Linked DNA regions of Homo sapiens: region 1 is linked to region 2. The links are chromatin loops, found by intact Hi-C in ENCODE. Cell type or tissue: K562. All regions are shown on one strand. Each heading gives the region's core, and the rest is flanking DNA. Links, peaks and the distances in the headings are about the cores only. Region 1 has its middle 8.4 kb from the start of NXF3. Region 2 has its middle 56 kb from the start of BEX4.

Evidence for each region. A loop is a pair of places that touch in the nucleus more often than their neighbours do. Peaks named below come from ENCODE experiments on the same cell type or tissue, not always from the same donor. Only the 100,000 strongest peaks of a DNase experiment are listed, where the experiment ranks them.
Region 1: it touches region 2 in a loop (2.9-fold over the local background); 2 of 110 quality-filtered maps call a loop at or near these places.

What each region holds. Positions count from the first base shown.
Region 1 is chrX:103,097,212-103,105,811 of GRCh38, reverse strand. No RefSeq gene overlaps it. Among named protein-coding and RNA genes, the nearest start is that of NXF3, 8.4 kb to the right of the region's middle. RefSeq lists an enhancer at 1,360-2,029. In K562, for the core only: no CTCF peak of the experiment used is centred there; DNase peaks (open chromatin) are centred at 3,950, 4,281 and 7,081.
Region 2 is chrX:103,154,654-103,163,253 of GRCh38, reverse strand. No RefSeq gene overlaps it. Among named protein-coding and RNA genes, the nearest start is that of BEX4, 56 kb to the left of the region's middle. In K562, for the core only: a CTCF peak has its summit at 5,038 (motif pointing right); a DNase peak (open chromatin) is centred at 4,993.

The DNA.
Region 1 (8,600 bases), core at 224-8,223, 57 kb after region 2:
TTTTGTATTTTTAGTAGAGACGGAGTTTCACCATGTTAGCCAGAATGGTCTTGATTTCCTGACCTCGTGATCTGCCCCTCTCGGCCTCCCAAAGTGCTGGAATTACAGGCGTGAGCCACTGCGCCCGGCTGGGATCCCTAATTTCTAAAGATCTGAGTACGTCACATTTCAGTAGACCTGCCTTAGTTATGCATAAGGTTTCTAGCCCCAGGCAGGGCTTGGTGGTTCAGACTTATAATCTCAGCACTTTGTGAGGCTGAGGAGGGAGGATTGTTTTGGGTCAGGAGTTTGAAACCAGCTGTCTCTAAGACAAAAAAATAAAAATAAAAAAATTAGATGAGCCTGGTGGCACATGCCTGTAGTCCTAGCTACTAGGGAGGCTGAGGCTGGAGGATCCCTTGAGCACAGGAATTCGAGGCTGCAGTAAGCTATGATTGCACCACTGCCTTTCAGTCTAGGCAACAGAGTGAGCCAATATTAAAAAAAAAAAAATTCTCCCTCTCCCTCTCCCTCTCCCCACGGTCTCCCTCTCCCTCCCTTTCCATGGTCTCCCTCTGATGCCGAGCCGAAGCTGGCCTGTACTGCTGCCATCTCGGCTCACTGCAAACTCCCTGCCTGATTCTCCTGCCTCAGCCTGCCAAGTGCCTGCGATTGCAGGTGTGCGCCGCCACGCCTAACTGGTTTTCATATTTTTTTGGTGGAGACGGGGTTTCGCTGTGTTGGCCGGGCTGGTCTCCAGCTCCTAACCGTGAGTGATCCGCCAGCCTCGGCCTCCTGAGGTGCCGGGATTGCAGACGGAGTCTCGTTCACTCAGTGCTCAATGGTGCCCAGGCTGGAGTGCAGTGGCGTGATCTCGGCTCGCTACAACCTCCACCTCCCAGCCGCCTGCCTTGGCCTCCCAAAGTGCCGAGATTGCAGCCTCTGCCCGGCCGCCACCCCGTCTGGGAAGTGAGGAGCATCTCTGCCTGGCCACCCATCCTCTGGGATGTGAGGAGCCCCTCTGCCTGGCTGCCCAGTCTGGAAAGTGAGAAGCGTCTCTGCCCGCCCGCCATCCCATATAGGAAGTGAGGAGCATCTCTGCCCGGCCGCCCCGTCTGAGAAGTGAGGAGCCCCTCCGCCTGGCAGCTGCCCCGTCTGAGAAGTGAGGAGACCCTCCGCCCGGCAGCCACCCTGTCTGGGAAGTGAGGAGCGTCTCTGCCCGGCAGCCACCCCGTCCAGGAGGGAGGTGGGGGGTCAGCCCCTCGCCCGGCCAGCCGCCCCATCCGGGAGGGAGGTAGGGGGTCAGCCCCCTGCCCGGCCAGCCGCCCCGTCCGGGAGGGAGGTGGGGGGGTCAGCCCCCGCCCGGCCAGCCGCCCCATCCGGGAGGTGAGGGGCACCTCTGCCCGGCCACCCCTACTGGGAAGTGAGGAGCCCCTCTGCCCGGCCACCACCCTGTCTGGGAGGTGTACCCAACAGCTCATTGAGAACGGGCCATGACGACAATGGCGGTTTTGTGGAATAGAAAAGGGGGAAAGGTGGGGAAAAGATTGAGAAATCGCATGGTTGCTGTGTCTGTGTAGAAAGAAGTAGACATGGGAGACTTTTCATTTTGTTCTGTACTAAGAAAAATTCTTCTGCCTTGGGATCCTGTTGATCTATGACCTTACCCCCAACCCTGTGCTCTCTGAAACATGTGCTGTGTCAACTCAGGGTTAAATGGATTAAGGGCGGTGCAAGATGTGCTTTGTTAAACAGATGCTTGAAGGCAGCATGCTGGTTAAGAGTCATCACCACTCCCTAATCTCAAGTACCCAGGGACACAAACACTGCGGAAGGCCACAGGGTCCTCTGCCTAGGAAAACCAGAGACCTTTGTTCACTTGTTTATCTGCTGACCTTCCCTCCACTATTGTCCTATGACCCTGCCAAATCCCCCTCTGCAAGAAACACCCAAGAATGATCAATAAAAAAAAATAAATAAAAAATTTCTGGCCCCAGAAGCAACAAATTTTTACAAAAGTGACAAAATTTTACTAAAGATAATCGATAATCTAGTATTATGATGGCCATTATGTGGAATGCAATCTAAGAAAGTGTACTTGAATTCTCAGCCTCTTGAAGGCAGAGAAAATGGAATTCCTATTGGCATGTAGAAGGTTGGAGTAGACAACAGGACTCTAAAATAGCTTTTCTAAAAGACTAATTGCAAAAAGTTAGTAAAAAGCTAAAAATGCAAGATATCCCCTATATAAAGGACCGTAAAACTTACCTAACTCTTAGTGCTTCCCTTTAATTTACGTTGCCTGGAATATTCCCAGTGTACTAAACAATTCAGTGTCTGAATTGCATTTCCTTTCTGAAAAAAAAGGAAAGTTCGGCTGGGCGCGCAGTGCCTCATGCCTGTAACCCCAGCACCTTGGGAGGTTGAGGCGGGTGGATCATCTGAGGTCAGGAATTCGAGACTAGCCTGGTCAACATGGTGAAACCCCGTCTCTACTAAAAATACAAAAATTAGCAGTGCATAGTGTCATAAGCTTGTAATCCCAGCTACTTTGGAGGCTGAGGCAGGAGAATCGCTTGAACCTGGGAGGCAGAGATTGCAGCAAGCTGAGATCCTGCTATTGCATTCCAGCCTTGGCTACAAGAACAAAACTCTGTCTCAAAAAAAAAAAAAAAGGAAAGTTAAACAGTTTCCTTATAAGGTAGAAACACTCCAAAATTCTGGAGATAGTCCACTATTTGATTATACTTTCTGGACAAAAAATGGAGGCCAGGACCACAGTTTAAAAATTTCCAAACTCAGCCGGCCGCAGTGGCTCAAGCCTGTAATCCCAGCACTTTGGGAGGCCGAGGTGGACGGATCACGAGGTCAGGAGATCGAGACCATCCTGGCTAACACCGTGAAACCCCGTCCCTACTAAAAATACAAAAGATTAGCCGGGCGCGGTGGTGGGCACCTGTAGTCCCAGCTACTCAGGAGGCTGAGGCAGGAAAATGGCATGAACCCAGGAGGCGGAGCTTGCAGTGAGCCGAGATCACACCACTGCACTCCAGCCTGGGCGACAGAGCAAGACTCCATCTCAAAAAAAAAAAAAAAAATTCCTAAGATCTTCAAAAGTTTTCTGAAGAATTCAGGCCAGAGTCTTAGAGACAAAGTCTTGCTCAGTCACTCAGCAGGCTGGAGTACAATGGCCTGATCATAGCTCACTGCAGCCTCAAACTCTTGGGCTCAAGCAATCCTCCTGAGGTTGCTGGGATTACAGGCATGAGCCACTGTGCCTGACAAAACAAAATTCAAAGTCTTAATTGTAACTTTTTTCTTAAACAGAATCTCACTCTGTGCCCAGGCTGGAGTGTAGTGGCACTATCTCAGCTCACTGCAGCCTCTGCCTCCCAGGTTCAGGGGATTCTCGTGCCTCAGCCCCCAGAGTAGCTGGGATTATAGGCGTGTGCCACCACACCCAGCTAATGTTTATATTTTTAGTAGAGAAGGGGTTTCACCATGTTGGGCAGGCTGGTCTCCAACTCCTGACCTCAAGTGATCAACCCACCTTGGCCTCCCAAAGTGCTAGGATTGCAGGTGTAAGCCACCGCGCCCGGCCCTTAATTGTAATTTATGATGCCTTATGATACTTGACCTCTACCACCTAATACATTTGGTGGGACCTGGGGAGACCCAAAAAGGTAAAAGAGGTAGAATAATCTCTTGAGAATGGTATCTGTAAGAATTAAAGAAAGAGGAAAGAAACACAAAAAGTTTATTTTAGAGAAAACAAATCTGAGAAGGGTGTCTGGCCAAGTTAGGTCAGAGGCACACTCTCTTACAGACTAAGAGTTTTCAAGGATTCAGGGTGGGAAAGTTTATCAGAGGCTTGGACTGCTTCTGTGTCTCTTTGTTGTGCTTATCTGGGAGGGACAATTGTGTGTCTGTTCCCATATATCTTTCTGCAGCTGCAGGCATACCCCCCGCCGCCTCCCTGAGTCTGCTTTTAGCTTCCTTATCTTAGTGTACCCAAAGGGAAAGGAATGTGCTTATTAAGGCCCACTATTTTACTGGGGCCCATTGTATGAGGGTGAAGTTTGGCAGTTACCCAAGAGACTTTCCTCCCACCTCCCTCTGTGCCCGAGCTGTCTTATCTGTATTTTACTGTCTGCTCTTTCTGGCTGCTTGTAGTTAGAAGAAAAGTGATTTCCTTGAAATGCATGAGGCTGGAAAAGGAGCTGGAACTTAAAATGGCAGTGTTTGTCTGAGATGATGGTGCTCCTGCTCTGTCAATATCAAGGACCTCACAAGCCCCATCTGGTCTACTTATGGGCCAGGCAAAGCCAGAAAGACTCAGATGACCTTTTGAAAGCCATTCCCAAAGTGTTTCAGCTCCATGGCAACCAACAACCTAGAATGACTTCTAGACTTGTCCTAGAGCACTTCTCCAATAAGGGACCCCTGAAACAGCAGTTTCTGAAGTATTGTTGCCATTTGTGCAAACAACTAGGACACTGAAAAAGGGAGTGCCCCCAAAGATTTCCAAGAAAGCCCCTGAAAACAGGCTGCCCACTCCCTCTGATAATAATCTTCATGTTAACACCAGGATTTATAGGCCCCCAAGGAATACTCAGGGTTAAGTTTCTACCAGTTATTTTTTGTCCTTTTCATTAAAGGGCTCTTCCCTGAAGTCAGTAATCAAATTAACAAAAAATCTAAATTGAAAAGACTAACTATGAAATGAAATCTTTACAACTGGTCGGGCTCAGTGGCTCATACCCATAATCCCAGTGCTTTGGGAGGCTAAGGTGGGAGGATCACTTGAGGCCAGGAGTTCAAGGCCAGCCTGGGCAACATAGGCAGACCCCCTCCCTAAAAAAAAAAATTAGCCACACTTGGTGGCCTGCACCTGTAGTCCCAGTTGCTTGGGAGGCTGCAGTGGGAGGATTGCTTGAGCCCATGAGTTTTAGGCTGCAGTGAGCTTTGATGGTGATAGTACGCTACAGCCTGGGTGACAGAGAGAGACGTCTCTAAAAATATACATAAAATAAAATACAACTTTATGACATTTAATTGGCTATTTTGAAACTCTCTGTAAAAGAAATTTGCATCTGTAAAGGAAATCCCCATTAGTAAGGTTGTCTCCCTTTCTGCACCTAAACCACTAGAAACTTTAACAACGGGAAAGGTGGTGGCTTAGTTTACGTTAACAGTCTTACCAATGTTTAAGGTGCCTTTTCTAGCCATCTTGTCTTAATTGGAGGTTTACCTATGCCTTTTTTTGTTTTGACAAATAATAGGGTTTCTATTAATGAAGTTTCTATATTGTTCTAAGTACTGTAAATTGTCTTGTTTTATCTGAAAGTCATCTTTTTTTTTGGAAGTGCAAATTGTAGAGTTGCCTGGCTAACAATTGCTTCGGGCAACGGAATGGGTGATTGAAAGTTTGATGGGCTAAAGGGGGGAAAGTATTTCAAAACTGGCAAAGGAAGAATCTTAATAAAGCTATAAAATCTGCTTCTTTTTCCACGCCTATGTGTGTTATGCTTATGTAATATTTCTCAACCAAAATGTGTAAGAGACTCTGACTGATTGACTTAAAGAAAAAGTGCTTAAATCAAATATTTTATCAAAAAATAGAACCTAACTCAAATACCTTTTGGCTTATGTGACTTGAGTAAATTTTTGGTAAATAAGACTGGAAACAATTGTGTCTTCTGATCAGCAAAAATACCCATGTATTTAACTTTCGGATTTTTGATTAAGTGGCCAATGCCTAACATTTTTATGCTGTAAAAATGATTAACAGAATAACTGGAGATGGTGGTTAGTTTTATTCAATGTCTCATAGAATTTTCATGATCTTGTGTCAGGTCAAATCAGTCTGGTTGGGCAAATTCTTATGAGGGTGGTGAGGGGAATGTTTCAAAATGACTCAGTGACTAATTAAATTCCTACAAATTCATAGTTTACTCCAAGGCGTTCACACACCACCAATCACGCAAATATATTCAAAGACACAGACAGTTATAGACAGAGAGAAGGAACACAGCAAGTAGTTCAGGAGACCAGCCTACTGACTGGGAGGGGGCGGGGGGGATGCTTCTTTTCTCTCAGCAGTGCTTCCGGTAACTGCAATGGATGGAAAAGAGGCCTCTGAGTTCTCACAGGCAGAGTTTCTACAGGTGTCTCTGTCGTGGTCCGTTTCTTTGTGGGTTTTATGGTCCTCTGTAAAAGTGTCCAGTATCCATACCCATCTTCTTCAGCTACCTTTTGGCTTCACTGTCTTGTCAAGTCTTGTTACAGCAGGTAGCTAGTCAGGCATGAGTGGGGCAGGAGAGGGCTCCCCACCCCTGCACCAGAAATGTCAGGTGACCATCAGGTGATGATTCGGCAGTTGTCACACTGCCTCTCTAAAAATGAGAATTGGTCACAGGCACCAGGGAGAGGCAATTTCCTGATGATCCAGCAGTTGTCACATTAAAATGTAATTGGTCACAGGTGCCAGGGAGAGGCAATTTCCCAATAGATAAAAACACTTGAAATTGGTAATCAGCAGCTTCCAGTAAAATCTCAGGTATTGGGCAAGTGAGCCTGGGCATGCACATTAAGAGACAAAAAGGCAGAGTATGACCTTCTGGGGGCATTCCACTGGAAAAGGGAAGAAAGCCTCTGTTGAGCATGTGTACAACTGCAGTAAACACACTGCACATGCTCACCTCCCAAGTGCAATGAGGGCACTGTACATGTGGGTAGCCCACCCTAAAGGAAGAATAAAGGGAAAGGGATGCAAGACACCAAAAGTAGTCCAGCATATACAAGTCAAAAGGTCAAATGCTGCACTTGTCTTTCAAGTTGCCCATTGGGGCCCCTTCCAAGTGTCCTTTCCTTTCTTTCGTTCCTGCTCTAGAGCTTTTTAACAAACTTCTACTCCTGCTCTAGAGCTTTTTAACAAACTTCTACTCCTGCTCTAAAACTTGCCTCAGTCTCTTCTTCTGCCTTATGCCCCTCAGTCAAATTCTTTCTTCTGAGTAGGCAGGAACTGCAGTTGCTGCAGACCAGTATGGATTAGCTGTCAGTAACGAATATTCGCCACCCCTAACAGTGTCTGGCCACAGCAAGTGTCATCTTATCACCTCATTCCACCATACATATGCTTATCACTCTCAGAGCTCAGTAGTTTCACTATCAGCTGAGTCACTTGTCATAAGTGACTCCATTTTGAGACATTTAGGATCACAAACATTATAGATCACAAAAAGGTATTAAATATGTAAATTAGGCACAAATGTTTATAAATGAACTCTTCATAGTTTCAGAAATCTTTTTGGTAACTTAAATCCTTAAGTAATAAATAGTCATTAAATGTTCAGGTTATTTCTAAATAAGTTAGAATACTAAAACATTAATTACTAATCACATGTTTAAAATTTATATACGTTGGCATCTTGCTTTTATGTGGTATAGAGAAGCAAAATATATTTGGGTCTGTTAGTAAACACTTAAAAATTTGTTCTATGAGAAAGTACATGCCTCTAGAAATTATGAAATAAACTGTAGGGGCCAAAGGAAGACCTCTCCTTCACTCTGTGAAGATTTGCTGAAAAATCAACTCACAAGAGGGAGATTAATAGGAGAAATGGCACGCACATTTATTGGCTTGCGTGGAGAGAATCACAGAGTGATTCCCCCCCGCCCCCTATTGGAGTACGGAAGCTTATATACTATTTCGAGGTTACAGAAAGAATGGGGACTTGGAGCATAGCCAAAAACAGGTTGTGGTGGTAAATCAGGTTATAGCTGCAAGATGGGTTATGGGAGGGAGAGAAGTGGAGACCTGGCTGGCAAAGGTTGTCTTGTTATGTAGATGAAACATGACAGGTAGCAGCCATCAGAAACAATAGATGATAAATATTTTTCATAGACCTTTAAGGTGTCAGACTCTCAGTTAATCTTTCCTAGATCTAGACAAAGAAGGGCTTCAGAGAAACTTTGGTTGCATCAATGCAGATTCTTTATAGATGCAAAATCTTCCACAAGAAAAGAGTTTTGTGGGGTTACTTCTGCTCATTGTGTTAATGGTGGAAGATGTCCAGGTTCTTGGCGTCATGAACAAGGAATTGGACAAAACGCACAAACAAAGCAAGGAAGGAATGAAGGGTTTTATTGAAAATGAAAGTACACTCCATAGTGTGGGAGCGGGCCTGAGCATAGGGGCTCAAAGACCCCATTACAGAATTTTTGGGAGTTTAAATATCCCCTAGAGGATTCCATTGGTTACTTGGGGTATGCCCTATGTAAATGGAGAGGATGAAGTTACAAAGTCATTTACTTGGCCTGTGCCCTATGGAGAGGATATTTCCTGTCATGGCTGAAGTGTGAATCAGCCTTATGTTCCCTACCTCCAGATCCTATTTCCCTGCCTCAGTTGGCTGTCTGGATAGCCATCTCAAAACATGTCAAAGAAGTATATTTTGGGATGAAATATTTTGATTCTCTTCAGTATATTCATAAAATATTGGCATAAGACAGTTCAAATTGCCATTTCTTACATTTTCATAAAAAATAAGCTTACTAAGAATTCAAAATTTTAATTAAATATGTAATTAAAATTACTAGAAATAAAAAAAATATATGTA
Region 2 (8,600 bases), core at 325-8,324:
CAGGGAACTTGAATACAGAGCAACAGAAATTAACCATTTTGAAAAGAGAGGATACACTAAAAATACAGAACAAAGCCTCAAGAACTTGTGGGACTATGACAAAAGATATAATATTTGTGTCACTTTTGTGTTGGAAGGAGAAGAGAAAGAGTGCATGAGCAAAAAATTATTTGAGGAAATAATGGCTGAAGACCTTCAAATTTAGCAAAAGACGTAAACTGAGAGGTACAAATCTGAGCATATCCCAAAAAGGATTATCCCAAAGAAATCCACGAAAAGACACATCATTATCAAACTTTAGAAAACTAAACACAAAGATAAAATCCTAAAATCAGGAAGAGAGAAATAATGCATTGCCTATAATTAAAAAATATAGCAAATTTCTCATCAGAAACCATGGAGAACAGAAAGGAGTGGCACATCATTTTTCAAGTGCTTAAAGAACTGTTAACCTCAAATTATGTATTCAAGTAAATTATCCTTCAGAAATTGAGGATATACAGATATTCCAAATGAAGGAAAAACAATTTTTAACCAGCAGACATACTCTAAAAGAATGGCTTTAGCCAGAAAGGAATTGATAAAAGAAGTGCTCTTGGAACATAAGAACAAAAAGATGGGTAAATACAATAGCTCTTCCTCCTCCTCTTGAGATTTCTAAATTCTGTTTGATGGTTTAAGTAAAAAGTATAACACCATCTGATTAGTTCTCAATATATGTAGAAGAAATATTGAAGACTATACTACTGTAAGTGGCTGATGACAAGGAGACTTTATTGGCCTTGGCATTGGAAACAGCTGGGCATACACAAACTTGCCACTGTTCAGCATACCTATTACTCAAGAATATATGAAACAATGAATGAATGAGAAGTATACTGGGATGGGGCACACAGTTTTCCCATGCTCTAAATAAACAGGATCTGAACATCACTCCCTTGGACACTTGGTTACTTTGGCCTCAAAGATCTTTCCTCTTCCCTTAAAAAATATCTCTATTGGAAAGTAACACTTTCCAGATGTTCCAAATTGTGCTAACGCCACCAATCAAATTTTGTCAGATCCACTTCCTGGGTATTAAATGCTTCTTCCCTCAAGTCAAAGGACTCAAGACAGCCCAGGAATCATCTCCTGCATCTTCATTACTCTTTACCTTGAGAAAGTTGACAGAGACATGAATTTAGAGAGAAATGAAAGGAGTATTGTGGGCCCACCTGGTAAATCACTGAAGGCATCCAAAAAGGATAGAGAGTGATAGGGCCAATTTTGCATGTGGGAACATGTGCAGACAACATGATTGAAATCCAGTAACAAATCGTTACATCCCAGGGGAAATCCCATACAGAGAACACAGTTGAAAAGGTCAGGCAGTGTGTGGACAAGAGAAAAGTGCACATTTGAGTAAAGTAGAGGGAGCCCATATGCTTACAACAGCACAGTTGCCCAACCATAAAAGGCTGTTTGGTCAATACATGCAGCTTTGTTAGAGTGGGAGTATACATTTAACTCTGCAGAAATAACTGCAAAAATGCAATATCTAAAAGATAGTAAAGGTGAGTGTTAACTTGTGCCCAATCTTGTCAGAACCTTGTTGAGTTGTGATACAACACACTGAGCTGATGAAAAGAGCTGAGGCAACAGAGGGAGAGAAAAGCCTTGTGAAAAATCTCAGGGAGGATGCAGAGAGAAAGCAAATGAAAACATGGAGAGTGTGACCTTGTGGAGAGAATGTTCTGGTTAAGAATGTGACTCTAGGACTCACTGGCAGATAGGGGTCCATGGGGCTTGGGGTCAGAGAGAAATTAAAGTGGGTGGACAATTTACAGAAAGTGTGGGTGCTCAATTAGTGGTAAATCCTTCCCCTTGATATTCACTTCCCACTTTAATGAAGGTTTAGGGTGCTGACATCAATCACTTTACTATTGTCAGTGCTCCTGTTTCTTCCCTGCCCTCATGGACCAGTGAGAGGCATACAGGGCACTTCCCTTCTCACCATATTTGTGCAATTTCAGGTAAAGGTAACCTGCAGCATCCCACTGAAGCAAATGTGTTCTTCACCAGTTGGTCCCAAACCTGGATGGCCTCAGACCTAGAGTGTCTGGTCAGTTATCTCAGAGCCCTGTCTGTTCCCCTGGCCCAGTCAGTCAGGCTGGACCCCCCTCTCTTCTCTTCTCCAACTACCCCCAACAAGTCCTGCCCATTGTACCAGGCCTAGCCCCTCTTTGAGGAGTCTCTGATTATTCCATTGAGGCCTCCCTGTTCTTGTATAATAAGGTGGTTTTACAGAGGTCGCCATAAGTTCCACAAGGACCTGGACTTTATGCAATGATTACCACGACCTCTCCATCCCCTGGGCCACTGGAGGTGTGAAGAGTGATGGATGCTCATTGAACAACTGTGTGACAGTTCAAGTCAAGGCAAAGAGAAGAAACTCACCCTGGATGGTTCAGGGACTGGGTCCCAGGAACAATTCTTAACTCTTCCTCCAGTGTCCCTCCCTGCACACTCACCATCAGTAACCTCTTTCTGAAGCTCCAATAAGGCCCCAGAGCCCCAGGTCATGTACACACCTGATGTAAACACAGAAGGCCCCAACAGAGTACAGGAAAAACACAATTATTCAATGGAAAAGGAGTGAGGACCTTCTCCACCCCAACTCCATTGGAGTGCATAGACCAGAGATAGCACTGAATTTCCTACATAATATAGCTGAGTGTGGTTCCCTTCTTACATTCCCAAATACACATCAAACTGTAATGATGCTATTGCGGTTAAGAGATATCATCCCTGTTAAATATGGCTGGAATGGTGTTACGGACTGAAGGATATTAACATACACAAAACTATTGTATGAAAGTGTTTTATATTAAACCTCATTTGATCATAACAACTCCATTCAAGACCAATTATTATCCCCATTACTCAGATAAGGAAACTGGAGCTAAAAGCTAAGTAACACAACCTAGGGAAACAGCCTTTTAAATTATTGTTCCAGAACTCAAAGCTTAAGATTACAAAAAGATTACGCTTTTCCACCCTCTGTCCTGTGAGCTGACATTTGATATACCTTATTATTTTATTTATTTATTTATTTGTGTTTTTTTTTTCTTTTCTGAGACAGGGTCTCACTCTGTCACCTAGGCTGGAGTGCAGTGGTGCAATCACAGCTCACTGCACCCTCAAACTCCTGGGCTCAAGTGATCCTCCCACCTCAGCCTCATGAGTAGCAGCTACCACCACACCTGGCCATGTTTTTAATTTTTGTTTGTTTGTTTGTTTTGTTTTGTTTCTCACTATGTTGCCAGGGTTGGTATCAAACTCCCCATCTCCTGGCTTCAAGTGATCCTCCCACCTTGACCGCTCAAAGTGCTGGGATTACAAGCATGAGCCACCATGCCTGGCCTATTTTTTATTTCTTATTTTTTTCTTTTATTTCCTTTTCCCACATGTTCTAAAGACATATCTTTTTTTTTCTTTTCTTTTTTTTTTTTTGAGATGGAGTCTCGCTGTGTCACCCAGGATGGAGTGCAGTGGCGCAATCTCGGCTCACTGCAAGCTCCGCCCCCTGTGTTCACACCATTCTCCTGCCTCAGCCTCCCGAGTAGCTGGGATTACAGGCACCCGCCACCATGCCTGGCTAATTTTTTTGTAGAGACGGGGTTTCACCGTGTTAGCCAATATGGTCTTCATCTCCTGACCTCTTGATCCGCCCGCCTCGGCCTCCCAAAGTGTTGGGATTACAGGCGTGAGCCAACACACCCGGCCTAAAGACATATCTTAAAGCAATATTATTAAGTTGTCCTTTTTAAAACAATGTGCCAAAGTATTTTTTAAATTCCAAAAAACATTATAAAGTGTAAAATGCCATCCACATAGCAAAAATTAAAAATCAAAAGGCATGTGACTGTGTGTATGCCACTGCACTCCAGCTTGGGTGACAGAGTGAGACTCCATCTAAAAAAAAAAAAAAAAAAAAAAAAGAGCATGTGAAAAGTTAGTAAAATTGTAACTTATACTCAGATATAGGGTTTGTATGCTATATGTGTGATATACTCTTAGACATAAAGCAATACAAATCTCCAATAAACACCTGGAAATATGCCAAACCGAACAAATTAAAATAAATGAAAATGAATCATAATTATGTGAAACAGATAAGTTATAAAAATAAAACATAAGATATGATTGCATTTTGCAAAAGAATATATATCAACATGAGTGTATAGGTATGTGTATGATTACAAGAGAAAAATTCTGGAAAATAGGCCTATATAAATTAACAGAGACTACATTTTTACAATAATGGGCAGAAGGTGGGGCAGAAGGGGAAAACAGAATAATTTCTAAATATGCATTTCTATATCGTTTCATACTTATTAAACAATGAAAAGTCATAATTGGTAATCTGACAAGGTTATGAGATAAAGTTTTGTAAAACAGGAAAATCTGCAAACCAAGCCACAAAGTGACAGGGTAGAGATACATTTATTGACTAAAAAGTATGCAAATATTGCTCCACAGAATAGCACATTAAAAAAATTTCTTTGACAATAATTCAATGTGTGTATGTTGGTTTGAGATAAAGGATACTTTCATTTAAATTTGCATTTCTGTAAGATTTAAAATATAGAAGTTTTATTGAATAAAAGGTTAGAAATATAAAAACTTTGGAATGATTACAAATACGATGCTCATATATTTACTGCTTTGTAAATATATTCTCGATATATGTTTTATGAGTAAAGAAGCAGATCACAACAATTTGGCAGTATTTCTGTGTGTGAGTGTCTGTATTGCACAATTATTCACACACCAACTCGTGAAGCTTTCTGTTTGGTTCAATAGGGACCGAACTTTCAGGCCTAGAGTTTGAAGATCCCAGGATGGGCACAGATATAGAAGAATTGCTGCCAGTGTGAGGAATATTCCAGAAAGCTTTGTTCTGTACAATGGAATTCATTCACCTCCCTCACTCCCCAAATCCTCAACCCCTTGCCAAGTCCTCTGGTTGACTTTCACTCCTGCAATTCTGACTCTGAGCACAAGGTGGCATTGTTATCCATTTTCTAAGGTTTTTCCCCCCAGTGAAAAGACATATTTGTAATAAACAGAAACAAAATATTTTCTTCAAAGTACATTATGAAACAATAAGTACACAGTGATTCCAACTCTCCTTGAAAAATGCATGTATATAAAAATATTTAGGAGATACATACTTAGTTTCTTTTTCTGCTTACTCCTGTATCTACATCTCACTAACTTTTTAATATGTATTGGATGTCTACTATGTGGCAGATGCTATCAGTCCAATTCTATATCTGCATCCCAGACCTCCCTCTCTTGATATCTAGACCTGCACCACAGGGAGCAAGATGAATGTTAGTGCCCACCCCATGGTGGGGTGAGGTATGGCATCAAACACACCATTCCAAGCAAGTTTAGTTGAAGTTTCCCCCTGAGTCTTAGAAAGTCAGCATAGAAACAGGAAATGATGTGATTGAGTGGAGATAAGTTACTGCCTTGGAAAACTGAGGCAACTTGTAAAGCAAATATTTATTCTCTTGCGTAGTGCCAACAGGCTAATGCCTTCTCCTGACAGGATCTCTCTAACAGCATGAAGGATGAGGCAACCCTTGTATGGTTTCATCTTTGTTCTTCTCACGGGTGGGATGTAGAGATTTTACTTTTATCATTATTTCTTTGTTAGTTCTGAGTGTGTGTCTGCCTTATCCCTAGGAAGGGAGTCCTTCCCATTTACTTATGCAAAAAGCCCATCTGTGATGATGTGGAGTTTCTGCTTCATTTAATACTTCCTGTCCCAGTTAAGGGGGCTTGCCCATGCTTGGCTTCTTGTCATTCAGGACTTATTTCAAATGCCCATTTCCTGAGAAAGAGCTTCACTGACATCCCCACCTGTGATAATCTCTGTCCTGGTCATTTTATACTATATTTGCATGTGTATTTTCTTCAAAGCATTCATCTCCATATGAAATCACCCTGCTTATTGATTTGTTTACCTGCTTATTGCCAGTTTTCCCAGATTAAAATGAAAGCTCCATATTTTGTTACCTGTTTTGTTTTGTACCTGTTTTGTTCCCTGTGCCATATCCTCAGTTCCTAGTTTAGTGGCTCACATATAAATCACTGGATAAGTATTAAGTGAAGGAATTGTTACCTATTTTACACACTGCAATAGAGAACTATTTAAAGCTGAGTGTGACTGGCAGAAAAAAATGACAACAAAATTAAATATCAGAAGATTTAAAATTTTGAGAAGTATTTGTTGCAAATCTATAGCAGTGCTTTTCAAACTTGGATGAGAATGAAAACCAGTTGACAAAATCACTCAAAATGTAGACACCTCCTACCTCACCTTCCTTGTTTTGGTTTATCACATCCAGGATAGGCCTAGAATCTGCAGTTTTTACAAGTACTTTCTGATGATTTTGATGAAGTGGTGCATGAATCACACTTGGAAACATTCTGACCTAAACAACTGACATTTGTATACTATTAATTTAATGTCTATCATGCAGAATTCTGGAATATATGGAGTGTCTCTGTTAATGTAATTACTTGAAAGTGTACTGGTCTTTCCCTCCCACATAAGACCACGGATTGTCTTCCCAAATGGGATAACAATATTCTACAATATTCTTTGGTGGCCAGAAGGACTGGTTATATAGACAAGGCTGTGCATTAAAGGTAACTTTTTATTCTTATGCTTTAATGTCTGGGACCTTGTTGACACTGAAGAGACTGTCACTCCCAGGGCTAACCAATTCCTATATGTAGCAAAGCACTGGATTATGCCTTTCATATGGAAACCAACAAATCCAGAGTCCACATCCCTTCCATGTCTTCTCACACTCACAATCAACACCACTACTTCCCTGCTTAATCAACCAAGGGCCAGGTACCAGACAACTTGGGACAACCCCTGTGTCCCAAAGCCCGCTGAAAATGTTCAAACCAGCCAACACTAAGACTGGCTACCCTACCTTGCCCATTTCTCCTGACAGAAACCACAATAAAGAATCTTGGCTTGTCCAATGGTAGTGGGTTATCAGAACTTATTAACATTAATGTCATTAAAGTTGGTATCCACCCCTCACTGCTAAATTTGACAGTGTAAAAGCATTTTAATGTAAATGCTTACTGCTATAAACTTCTTGTTTAGTACATCTTTTGCTGCATCCCGTAAGGTTTGGTATATTGTGCTTTCATTTTCATTTGTCTCAAGGTATTTTCTGGGAGGTTGAGTAGGCTGAAGAGGAGGAGCAAGAGGAGGGGTTGGTTTTGCTGACTCTGGGGTGGAAGAGGTGATAGAAAAAAATTCACGTATAAGTAGACCTGTGCAGTTCAAACTCATGTTGTTCAACTGCTGCAGCCACTATGTAAAACAGTATAGAGGTTCCTCAAAAAATTTTAAATAGAATTATCATATGATCCAGCAATTCCACTTCTGGATATATATCCAAAAGAATTGAAAACAGAGTCTTGAAGAGATATTACATGGCCACGTTTATTGCAGCATTGTTCACAGTAGTCAAGAGGTGGAAGCAAGTTAATTGTCCATCAGTGAATGAATAAGTAAAGAAAATGTACATAGAAATACAATTCAGTATTAAAAAAAGAAGAAAATCCTGTCATATACTATAATATGGATCAACCTTGAGGACATTATGCTAAGTGAAAAAAGGCTGTCACAAAAAGACAAATAGTGCGTTAGTCCAAATATATGATGTAACTAAAGTAGCTAAACTATTAGAAACACAAGTAGAATAGTGATTGCTGGGGGCTTAGGGAAGTTGTGAAAAGGGAAATTTTTGTTCAATGAGTATAGAGCTTCAACAGATAATACATTTCCAGAGATCTATTGCACAACAATGTGCATATAGTTAACTCTATTGCACAAGTGCATATAGTTAACACTATTGCACTGTGTGCTTAGAAATGGTTAAGATGGTAAATTTTATTTTGTTTGTTTTTATCACAAAAATCAGTGAGACAGTCCAATAAATAAATGGGCAAAACTGTGAAAAGACACTCCAAGAAAGAAGATATACAAATGTCAAATAAGCACATGAAAAGATGCTCAACACAATTATTCATCAGGGAAATGCAAAGAAAACTATAAGAGGCCACTACACTTTCTTAAGAATGGCCAAAATTTAAAAGACTAACCATATCAAATGTTGGTAAGGTCATGGAGGATGGGACTCTCATATACTGCTGGTGGTTATGAAAAATGGTTTAACCACTTTGGAAAATAGTTTGGCAGTTTCTTTCTCTTCCTTCCTTCCTTCCTTCCTTCCTTCCTTCCTTCCTTCCTTCCTTCCTTCTTTCTTTCTTTCCTTCTTCTTCTTTTTTTTTTTTTTTGGAGTCTCCCTCTGGCGCCCAGGCTGGAGTGCAGAGTGGCGCAATCTCGGCTCACTGCAACCTCAGCCTCCCGGGTTCAAGTGATTCTCCTGCCTCAGCCTCCTGAGTAGCTGGGACTACACATGCGCGCCACCATGCCCAGCTAATTGCTAAGTGCTAAGATTACAGGCATGAGCCACCACGTCCAGCCAGCAGTTTCTTAGGATGTTAATTTTACA